Linked DNA regions of Homo sapiens: region 2 is linked to region 1. Evidence: chromatin loops called from intact Hi-C (ENCODE). Cell type or tissue: stomach. All regions are shown on one strand. Each heading gives the region's core, and the rest is flanking DNA. Links, peaks and the distances in the headings are about the cores only.

Region 1 (5,383 bases), core at 325-5,324:
GCTCAAGCAATCCTCCCACCTCAGTCTCCCAAGTAGCTAGGACTAAAGGTGTGGCTCATAAAATCCAGCTAATTTTTTCATTCTCTTGTAGAGACAGGGTCTCGCTATGCCACCCAAGCTGGTCTTGAACGTCTGGCCTCCAGCATTCATCCCTTAACTTGGCCTCCCAAAGCACTGGGATTATAAGTGTGAGCCATGGCACTGGGCCCTCGATTTTATGTCTTGTGTTGGATTTTCAGCTATACCTCTCTGTGTGTCTCTATTTTTTCAATAGTTTCTCTAGAGATTACAGTATGCATCTTTAAATTTCAATCTACTTCCAAATATTATACTATTTCATGAACAATGTAAGACTCTGCCAGCTGAATTCCACATATTCATATATTTCCCTCCCATCCATTGTGCTCCTGTTGCCTGTTACTTAACTTCTTCATATGTTACAAACAAACAATATAATTGTTACATATATATTTAAAGCCAATAGTGTTTTTAGCTGGATGAAATAGGCTCCTGTTAATATTTCTTGATATGGGCCTACTGTAGACAAACTCAGCTTTTGTCTGAAAATGTCTCCATTCACCTTTATTTTTGAAGAAAGTTTTTGCTGGATACAGATTAGTTGGCAGGTTTAATTAATTAATTATTGCTGGATACAGAATTAGCTGGCGGGATTTATTTATTTATTTATTTATTTATTTATTTATGATGGAGTCTCACTCTGTCGCCCAGGCTGGAGTGCAATGGCATGATCTTGCTCACTGCAACCTCCGCCTCCTGGGTTCAAGTGGTTCTCCTGCCTCAGCCTCCCAAGTAGCTGGCATTACACGTACCCGCCACCACACCCTGCTAATTTTTGTATTTTTAGTAGAGACAGGGTTTTACCATATTGGCCAGGCTGGGTCTTGAACTCCTGACCTCAGGTGATCCACTTGCCTTGGCCTCCAGAAGTACTGGGATCACAGGTGTGAGCCACCACACCCCGCCTATATATATATATTTTTAAACTATGTTAAAGATGCTGTATCATTATACTCTGACCTCCACTGTTTGTGCTGAAAAGTCAGAGATAATTATTATCACTGTCCTCCTGTATATAACATGTTTTTTATCCCTCTTCTGATTGCTTTTAAGATCTGCTCTTTATTTCCGGTTATCAGCAGTTTGACTATGATATACCTAGACTGTGGAGTTGTGGTTTGTTTTGTATTTATCCTGACGAGTTTGCAGAAATTATCAGATTTATACATTGATCACTTCCATCAATTGTGGAAAGCTCCTACCTTTTATCTCTTGAATTATTCTTTTCCTTTGTCCTTCTCCTTTCTTTCAGGGAAGCCAATTGTGAAACTGACAGCACCTTACAGATTTTGGATGTCTTTTAAAAATATCTTTCTCTTCTCTTTGCATTTCAGTTTGGATACTTTCTACTTATCTGACTTTATATGGACATTTTATAAGATGACTGGACACAGCAGAGGAGAGGGTCAGTGAATCAGATCAAGATTTTTAAGAGATTCCTTTGCTTTGCAGCTCCACCCATGGATTCTTGCACCTTGGCTGCTGTCACCCTATGCCCAGCAAAAGTAGAAATTCCTGTGAAGAGTTTGCTCTGAGCTCACCTGCCCCACTTCAAGTCTCCACAGTTAAGAGCCCAACTGTTCCCATCTATGGCAAAGTTTCCCTGTCCCTCTGTTTCAATAGAGGATGAGAGCAGCTACGGCTCTCTTCTGAATGGTCTATCACTTATTGAAGTTTAGTTTATTTAGGTTTCTTTGTGTGCTCAGCTGCCTAATGGGCTTTTAAAAACTTATCTTGCTTGTTTTGGCTGTTTGGGTGAGAATGATGGTCTCTTGTGACTTTTTATGAGTTGGAAAGCATAGTGGATTGTTTAAAGGACTGAGTTATTACATTTAAAGGATATAATATGCCCATCGTTATCATTACTACTTACATTTGATAATTTTTGCTAAGTTGTTGTTTACAGTGGTTGTACGAAGGACTTGTTAAATGCTCCCTTATGGCAAGGCAGAACAAGGTACTTGGGGATGACCGAGGAGAAAGAGGAGTTCAGTGGTAGATATGTGGAGTCCCAGGTGTCTCTGTTTAAATACCCGTCACCTGGAGTCACTAGAGAAAGGTGGCCATCAAAGTGCTGAGTGTGAATGAAATCACCTAGGAAGAGACACAGACTATGCAAGAAATTCTGTTGTGACATTTTAGGGGTGGACATTGAAGCCAAGAAACACAAGAAGGAGGAAGCCCCAAGAGGTAGAAAGGAGAACCAGAACCGTATCCCAGGAAACCAAAGGATTAAAAAAAAAAGTCAAGATAATGCCAAATACTTCTAGAGGGCAAATACAATAAAAAGCGAATTATATTTGTGGTTTATATTTAGTCAAACTCTACAACAATGGTGTTTCAATGGAATAATGGGGGTAAAAGCTGATAAGAGAACGGTCAATAAGAGATTGGTTAAATAGACAATAAATGTATATAATTATGAAAATCTTCAATAATAATTTTTTACTGAGCGTCTATTGTGGGCTGAGGATACAGCTGTCTGTGGTCATTTCAGATACGGTTCCTCTTCTCATACAGCTTATAATCAAGTGGCAGGAACTGACAATAAATAAACAAATAGATGATTATAGATTTTAATATTTACTACGAAGATTAAAAAAAACACTGTGTGGTGATAGTGACTGGAGTGGCAATTTGAGATAGGATGATAGCAAAAACTTGGAGGAATCCTAAAAGGGAAGAAGATCCAACCATTCCAATATTTAGAGGGGGGAGAACATTTCAAAAAGAGGAAACAGTAAATACAGAGACCTTGAGTTGGGTCTCTGTATTTCTTTTCAAATGTTTGAAAAGAAGGGCCATGTGGCTGAAATGCAGTAAGAGAGGAAGAAAGTGATAAAAAATCAAGGTGAGGACAAACCACCAGCGTTGGCTAGAAGTGACAGAGGATGAGGTTCAGGGCTGCCAGTGTGGCTGGAAATAGAGAGGGGATGTTCTAGAAAAGAAGGAGCTGCAAATCCATACACAGACTCCTCTCAGAGCCACAGCTGATTCCTATAATTGCACATGCAACTGGGGAGATGCCAAGGAGTCCAATGGACAGCAACAGCTGGAAGGCCAAAAAAAGAGCTGAGCAGAGATTTCAGTTGTTTCCAACTGTAGGGGAGAAAAGTTGGGAGTTTAAATCCTGCCAATCCAGAGGCTCACTGGACACCTTCAATGATAATGAGGTAGGCCATATCTCAGAAGCAAAGATAGTGTCCCAAGAATAAGGATTTGTCATAAGGCGACATCCCAACACAACCGTCTGAACAAAGTGTTAAGATGAAGCTTCCACAAGTTCAAGATGATTAGCCCATAATTTAACATTCTGTTAAAACAAAACAGCACTCTTCAGTGGAAGATACGAAAATCTAAAATCTTTGCAGCGTATCTTCTGCAGTGTCCAGTACAATATAAAAAACTACTAGATAATCCAAGAAAATGTGACCCAAGGTCAAGAGAAAAAAAAAAGTAGATGTAACAGATCCTGAGATGATCCAGACGCTGGAATGAGCAGATACAGATGTTAAAAACAGCTACTATAAATATAATCTAGACTTAAAGAAAGTCATATTGAGTGAGCAGATGGGGGAACTATGCATGTAAAATATATAAAAGAACCAAATGAAAATTCTAGAATTAAGGACAGTATCTAAATACTGGGGGAAAAATATTAGACACACTGAACAGAATAGTCATCCTTCAGTATCCGCAGGGGACTGGTTTCAGGACCCCCCACGAATAAAAATTTGCAAATACTCACAACTGTTGTATAAAATGATATAGCATTTGCATATAACCTACATGTATCCTCTCATATACTTTAAGTCATCTCTAGATTACTTACAATACCTAATACACTGTAAAAGCTAAGTAAATAGTTGCTTTATCATTTAGGGAATAATGACAAGAAAAAAAAGTCTGTATATATGTTTAGTACATGTTTAGTACATATACAGACTCTTCCCCCCCAGATACTTTCAATCTGTGGTTGGTGGAACCCCTGGATGTGAAACCCATGACTAAAGAGGGCCAACAGATTTGGAGACACTGTAGAGGAATCAACTAAGATAAAGACAGATCAAGAGAAATTATGTGATTGTTAAGAATAGAGAGAAAAAGATGGGGGTAGGGAAAAGGACACAAACTCAGAGCCTCCATGGCCTGTGGTATAATATCTAGCAGTTTAACATACATACAATTGGAATCCCATAAGAGGACCAAGAGAATGGTGCAAAACAGATACTTAAAACAATTTGGATGCAAATGTCCCAAATTTTGTAAAACTAATCAAATTTCAGATCTAAGAAACGCAGTGAACCCAGAGTATATTACACATTTAGCATATTAAAGTAAATTACTGAAAACAAAAGATAAAGAATAGGTCTTAAGAGCAGCCAGAGAATGAAAAGGCATTACATATAGGGTAACAATATGAAGGAGGATGACGCCACTCAACAAAAACAACGAAGGCCAGGATAAAACAGAATGACACAGTAAAGTGCTGAAAGAAAAAACATCTGAAATCTACATCTAGCAAAAACATACCTCAAAAGTGAGTATGCAGCCAGGTGCCGTGGCTCATGCCTGTAATCCCAGCACTTTGGGATGCTGAGGCAGGCAGATCACGAGGTCAGGAGATCGAGACCATCCTGGCTAACATGGTGAAACCCCGTCTCTACTGAAAATACAAAAAATTAGCTGGGCATGGTGGCAGGCGCCTGTAATCCCAGCTACTCAGGAGGCTGAGGCAGGAGAACAGTGTGAACCCAGGACGGGGAGCTTGCAGTGAGCCGAGATAGCGCCACTGCACTCCAGCCTGGGTGACAGAATGAGGCTCTGCCTCAAAAAAAAAAAAAAAGGGAATATGCAATGCAGACATTACCCTAGGTAAACAAATACCGAGGCGATCTTGTCACCAGCCCTGAATACATGAAATGCTCAAAGAAATTCTTTAGACCATCGGTAAATGTCATCAGATGAAAACTCAATTCTACAGGAAGGAATGAAGAGCAATGGTAATGCTAATATGTGTGTAAAATAAAACTACTTTTGCTCTTCCTCCTTTCTTCCTGTTCTTTTTTTTGAACAATTATTTAGCCCAAGAGTTGCTAGTAGGTAGGCCAAGCAGGTAGGTATTCTTGAGTATGGAAGGTGGAAGGGAGCCATGGTGCCCAGAGCAGTGTATCAAAGCCTGACTAAAGTAAGGACTACCTAAGTAGGGAGGAAAAGAGAGCTAGGGCTGGTTTGGGAAATCCTAGATCCTGTGAAGAGGGCATCCACAACACAATGTTATCATCTTTTTTTAAACCTCAAATAG
Region 2 (5,383 bases), core at 295-5,294, 44 kb before region 1:
TTTTTTGCAGAGAATGCACTAATAATAACAACAACTGCAGCTACCATTGGTCAAGTGCTCCATGCCAGGCACTGTTCTAAGAGCTGCGTGTGTATTCCTCATACATTCTCACAACAGAGAGGTAGTAATATTATGATGTTCTTTGGTGTACAAATGAGGACACTGAGGCACCAAGAGGTTTAGTAACTTGCCCCAGAGCAGTGAGAAGCTGGAGATGGAGGACCTGCATGAAATAGACCATGGGGCAGATGAGGGAACGTTGCTCAGAAGTGGGGGCCATGGTGAGAGAGTCGGGGGCATGGGCTTATTTGTGAATTTTTTTTACTATCTGTCTCCCAACTAGAGAGCCAGCTCCATGACTGATCCATCTCTGCTGAACACTCTACCCTCTAGCACCTGGCAAGGGTTTGGAGCATAACAAAGTCTCAACAAATGGAAGAGTGTGTGAACAAATGAAGAAATGAATGAATGAATGAATGAATGAATGAAGATTCAGGGTCACCAAGGGTTGAAGTTTCAGGACAAGCTGGCACACAGGATTTGTTAAAAAAAAAAAACCCACTCAGAGACCAGGTGGCTCATGCCTGTAATCCCAACATTTTGGGAGGCTGAGGTGGGAGGACTGCTTGAGTCCAGGAGTTCAAGACCAGCCTGGGGAACATAGAGAGATCCCATCTCTACCAAAAAAATACGAAAATTAGCTGGGTATGGTGGTGCGCACCTTTGGTCCCAGCTACTCAGGAGGCTGAGGTGGGAGGATTGCTTGAGCCCGGGAGGCTGAGGCTGCAGTGAGCTGTGATCGTGCCACTCCACTCCAGCCTGGGCAACAGAGTGAGACCCTGTCTCAAAAACAAAAACAAAAACAAACAAACAAACAAACAAAAATCCCCACTCAGACCCAGTAGCTCAGAACCTGGATGGGGGATGGGGTAGTCATAGAACCAGGCACCCCCATAGCTTTACAAAAAGGGGTGCAATCATATTGCTAACCCTTGCCCACGTTGAGGGAGGCTCCTCCAGACTTGGGCAGGAGGACTCCGGCAGGGCTGGCTCCTCAGCTGAAGGTCTCAGTAAACTAGGTGGCTGTCAGTCAGGATGGATGGAAGAAGGTTCATGCTTTCTCCCCTTGCCCGCAAGAAGCAAGCTCTCTCCCAAGGCCCCGAACACCTTGATTCTTCATTCCTGACTGTGAGCAACCAGGGGATGGATTCTTGGTCCCAATCTCTGTGCCTGGCATATAAAAGGTGCTCAATACATGTTTGATGAATGAATGAAATAATGTAATTAAGAATTTGAGGGGGCACGGTGGGGGAAGTTTTTTTGCTCCTTAGGACTTGTCCCCAATCACCCAGAAGACCACATTTGCATACAAATAATTGATATTCTAATTACGAATCATTCGTATTGATTTAGTAAGCAGATCCCCAAAGCATCTCTAGAAGATAATTAGATTCCACGCTTCTCAGGGGTAAGAACGGCATATTTACCTCATTGTTCCCCCATGGCAGTGTGAGGCAGAAGAACCGTGTGATAAATGTTTGATGAGGCAGTGAGTGAGCATGGTATTCACTGTGGGGAGATTTTACAGGGTCCCCACAGATCATTTCCAGTGTGTTGAGGCAGTTGGGAGGGGACAGGGGATGCGTTTTGTTAGTGTGTATGTCAAATTTGCAAATCTCTCTTTTGTCCAAGCCCTGGTGATTTTCCACCTCACGGCCTTCATTCATTGAGCAGACATTTGTGGAGGGGCACAGGGGCAGAACACCGAGGACCCAGAGACAAAAGACACGCAGACCCCCATCTCCCCCTGTCTAGCTAGGAGATAAAGCAGAGTAAGACAGAACCTTGAGTGACCCTACCAAGGAGTGGCTGGGGACGAGGGTCTTAGACCTCTCCCTGTTGTTTCTGTCTGCCTATCCCCAGGCCACCCCAAAGAAATGACAATAATACATAAACATTAACAAAGGATTATGCAACCAGTGAGTGAGAGCATCATTGGAAAACTTTGTTATTTTCATTGATCTGATTAGAAACTGTGCTTACTCTGCAAATGCAGCTTCGAATCCCCTCTTCCACTGTCCTTCTGACTAGTCAGCCACCGCAGGGTGTCTGAGAAGAGAAACTGCGCAGCAGCCTCTGGTTGCCAGCATCAGAAAGGAAATACGAATCCCTGAATGCCAGAGCTAGGGAGGGGTAGGGGGAGGGAGAGGCAGAGATGGAGAAGGAAATGGGAGAGAGAGAAAGAGAGAGAGACAGAGAGGGAGGGAAAGAGAGAGAGGGATGGGGGAGGGGGAGGAGGAGGGAGAGACAGAGATGGAGAAGGAGATGGCAGAGAGAGAAGGAAAGAGAGACACAGAGGGAGGGAGAGAAAGAGAGGAAAGAGGAGAAAAAGGAGGAGAGAAAGAGAGGGAGGGGGAGAGAGGGAGGGAGAGCTGGGGAGAGGGAGATATATATATATATATATATTTGGGGAGGGAGGAGAGCGGACGAAAGAGGGAGGAAGAGAGAGAGAGAAGAGGAAGAGAGAGAGAGAGAGGGAGGAAAAGGGAGGGGTAAGGGGGGAGAGAGAGAGATGGAGGAAGGGAGGGAGATGGAGCAGAGAGGGGGGAAGAGAGAGGGAGGAGAGAGAGGGAAAGAGAGACGGAGGGAGAGAGAGATGGGGGAGAGACAGAGATAGAGGGAGGGAGGGAGAGAGAGAGAGAGGGGTATAATGTGGGAGGGCAGGGGAGACCGTGGCATGGCATTGTAAGTTTCAGTTTCTCCATTTTCATTTTTCTGCTCCCCACTCCCAGGAATGCTTAGAGCCATAGATTATCAAGTGACTGTCACAACTTTGCTTTTGTATCTAGGGGAAAACCCCAAACAAGAGTAACTGCAATAGGTAAAGTACCTGCAGCGCTCTCCTGAAATCCAAATGCTCGCAGCAGGCCCTGCCATTTTGTGCTGAGAAAGGAATGTGTCTTTGCTATGACCGCTCCCTGTGCAGATCAGGCAGTAGGGAAATCATGGGCTCTGTAGACCGATGGCCTGGGTCCCAACCTGCCCTTCGCAGCGCTGTGACTCAGCAGATGTGTGGCCTTAGGCTGCTGGCAATGCCTTGCAGACAAAGACCCCCAGGACACATGTGTGGGGGAATAAGTTCAAAGTGCCGCCTGGGCGCTTTGGGAGTGTGAAGCAGTTCCCTAAGAGGGGTCAGAAGAGACTCGGGGATTGGGGATAATATTGGTGATTTCAGGGCAGGGGTCCAGGAAGTGAGCTTTGCTCTTGGTTAGGTGCTGTCGGGAACAAGACTTGGGGTCATACTGTGATTGCATCCACAAGGACTAGAGTGACGGAGAAGTCTTGTTTATGTTTTGACCCATCATGGTCAGAGTGGCCTTGTGTGAGGTCAGTGTCCTGTGACATTGCCGAAATTGTCTTGTGAAATTGTGGCCTTGTGTTGATGTCAGTGTCTCTTCGACAGGAGAGAGTATACCAAGGCCAGCTGCGAGGGCCAGGCCAGCTTCTGGCTGATTATCTCTTCCTCGCTGTCTGAGCCTCGGCCACTTCCTCATCTGTACGGTGGGGATAATGGAAGTTCCTGCCTCTTGGATCTGGGGAGGACTCAGTGAACGGATGCAAGTAAAGTTCTTGCTGCAGTGATGTTAGCTCTTATCACAAGGATGGCACACTCGTGGGGTCTCACATCACCAGGGATTTCAACGAGGTCCCTAAATCTATGTCTTATGTCAGAATCTGGGGGTCGTGTGATGTGTGAGCCTGGGAGCTCTTGTGTTCTCTGAGGCTGTTGTTGCAGCTGGGTTTGTCTGTCTTTGGGTACTTGGTGAAGGAAGTAAGTTCATCATGTAGTTGGGGTTGGTAAACCCCTCTTGTACCAAATACCCCAATTACATCTAGGAATTGGGGCACTGAAAACCGGTTCTTTATTTTTTATTTTATTTTTTTGAGATGGAGTCTCACTGTCACTCAGGCTGGAGTGCAGCGGCACAATCTTGGCTCACTGCAGCCTCCGCCTCCTGGGTTCAAGCGATCCTACCGCCTCAGCCTCCCGAGTAGGTGGGATTACAGGTGTGTGCCACCATACCAGGCTAATTTTTGTAGTTTTAGTAGAGACGGTGTTTCACCATGTTGGCCAGGCTGGTCTTAAACTCCTGACCTCAAGTGACCCGCCCACCTCGGCCTCCCAAAATGCTGGTATTACAGGCGTGAGCCACCATGCCTGGCTGAAAACCGGTTCTTCACCATCATTTTGAACTCTGTGAAGACATCCCCTCTCCTCCAATATTTACATGTTTTTAAGTAAAAGCCTGTGATTCTTAATTTGCAGCAACTAGGAAAAGAAAAATGTCATAAATACCTTCTGTTATTTCTTCCTGTGGGAAAGGTATCACCCAAAGAACCATCTCCCCATTTCTTCATTTCTTGGAAGATTAATTAATTCCCTACTGGGGTCCTGATTTATTTGTCTTGTGATAGTGCATGGCACGTGGTAGGAGTCCTGAAACCGTGTCCTGGATTTTCATTTATTTATTCCTGGGAGTCTAAGACGTAGGACTTTGCAGTGGCAGGAATGTTTTAATGTTTGACAAAACAAATAATAAATGAGGATGGCTCAGCCTTTGAAAGCAGGTACCTGGGAGGGCAGGAATGCAACCTTTGCCTGGCCTCAGCAGCTGCTGTGCTCTCTGCAACGTCTCCAGGGCGCCCCGCCTGCCTCCTCAGCTGTCCTTGCGTTCCTTCCCAGCCTCTCTGCTCCCTGCTCTGAGCATCATTTCTCTCGGTAAAACCCCTTTGAACCTATTATTCTCCTGCAGCTGGGGCTACAAGGAACCTTTTGTCTTTTTCTCATTTTACTTTGCAACTTAAGTCATTTTTCTTTTCTTCGTTTCGTGTTTATATGTGTACATGCATGCATGCGTGGGTGTACTATTTTGAAATGACGGCATTATGAAAAATAAAGACAAGCTTTTATATTTTTTAGGCTTTAATATAAAAACAATAAAGAATTCCCTAATGGACCCATGGCAAAAAAAAGCAGGCACTAAAATGTACATGGTTTTGTAACAAGCAGTTGTATGCTAAGGCTAATAATGGAATTTGTATGTTTATTATTGGTGCAATTAATAATATTGATTTATATAGCCCGACTGCTTGCCCTCATTAGCTATTCACAGTAGCCTCATAAAGTTTGCAACGTTATCCTTTAGCAATGTAAAATCACACACCAACTCACAGAAGAGGGTAGGCAAAGTTTAAGTACATTCACTGACTCAGCAAAAGACCGAGGAATGTCTTCCATCTGGCCTTGAAGCCCCTTTTAATAAATAACCCCACCGTCATACATTCTAGAGACCATCCCAAGTAAGTCCAATTTTATTCCACT

The links. Hi-C counts contacts between places; a loop is a spot of excess contacts. Peaks named below come from ENCODE experiments on the same cell type or tissue, not always from the same donor. Only the 100,000 strongest peaks of a DNase experiment are listed, where the experiment ranks them.
Region 2: a loop joins it to region 1, with 1.9 times the contacts of the local background. A loop is called at or near these places in 27 of 110 quality-filtered maps.

What each region holds. Positions count from the first base shown.
Region 1 is chr20:58,328,598-58,333,980 of GRCh38, reverse strand. All of the region lies in intron 2 of RAB22A (RAB22A, member RAS oncogene family), which reads right to left. Among named protein-coding and RNA genes, the nearest start is that of RAB22A, 22 kb to the right of the region's middle. In stomach, for the core only: no CTCF peak of the experiment used is centred there; DNase peaks (open chromatin) are centred at 3,110 and 3,540; H3K27ac peaks cover 465 bases.
Region 2 is chr20:58,372,327-58,377,709 of GRCh38, reverse strand. No RefSeq gene overlaps it. Among named protein-coding and RNA genes, the nearest start is that of VAPB, 14 kb to the left of the region's middle. RefSeq lists an enhancer at 4,351-4,852. In stomach, for the core only: no CTCF peak of the experiment used is centred there; no DNase peak of the experiment used is centred there; H3K27me3 peaks cover 1,514 bases.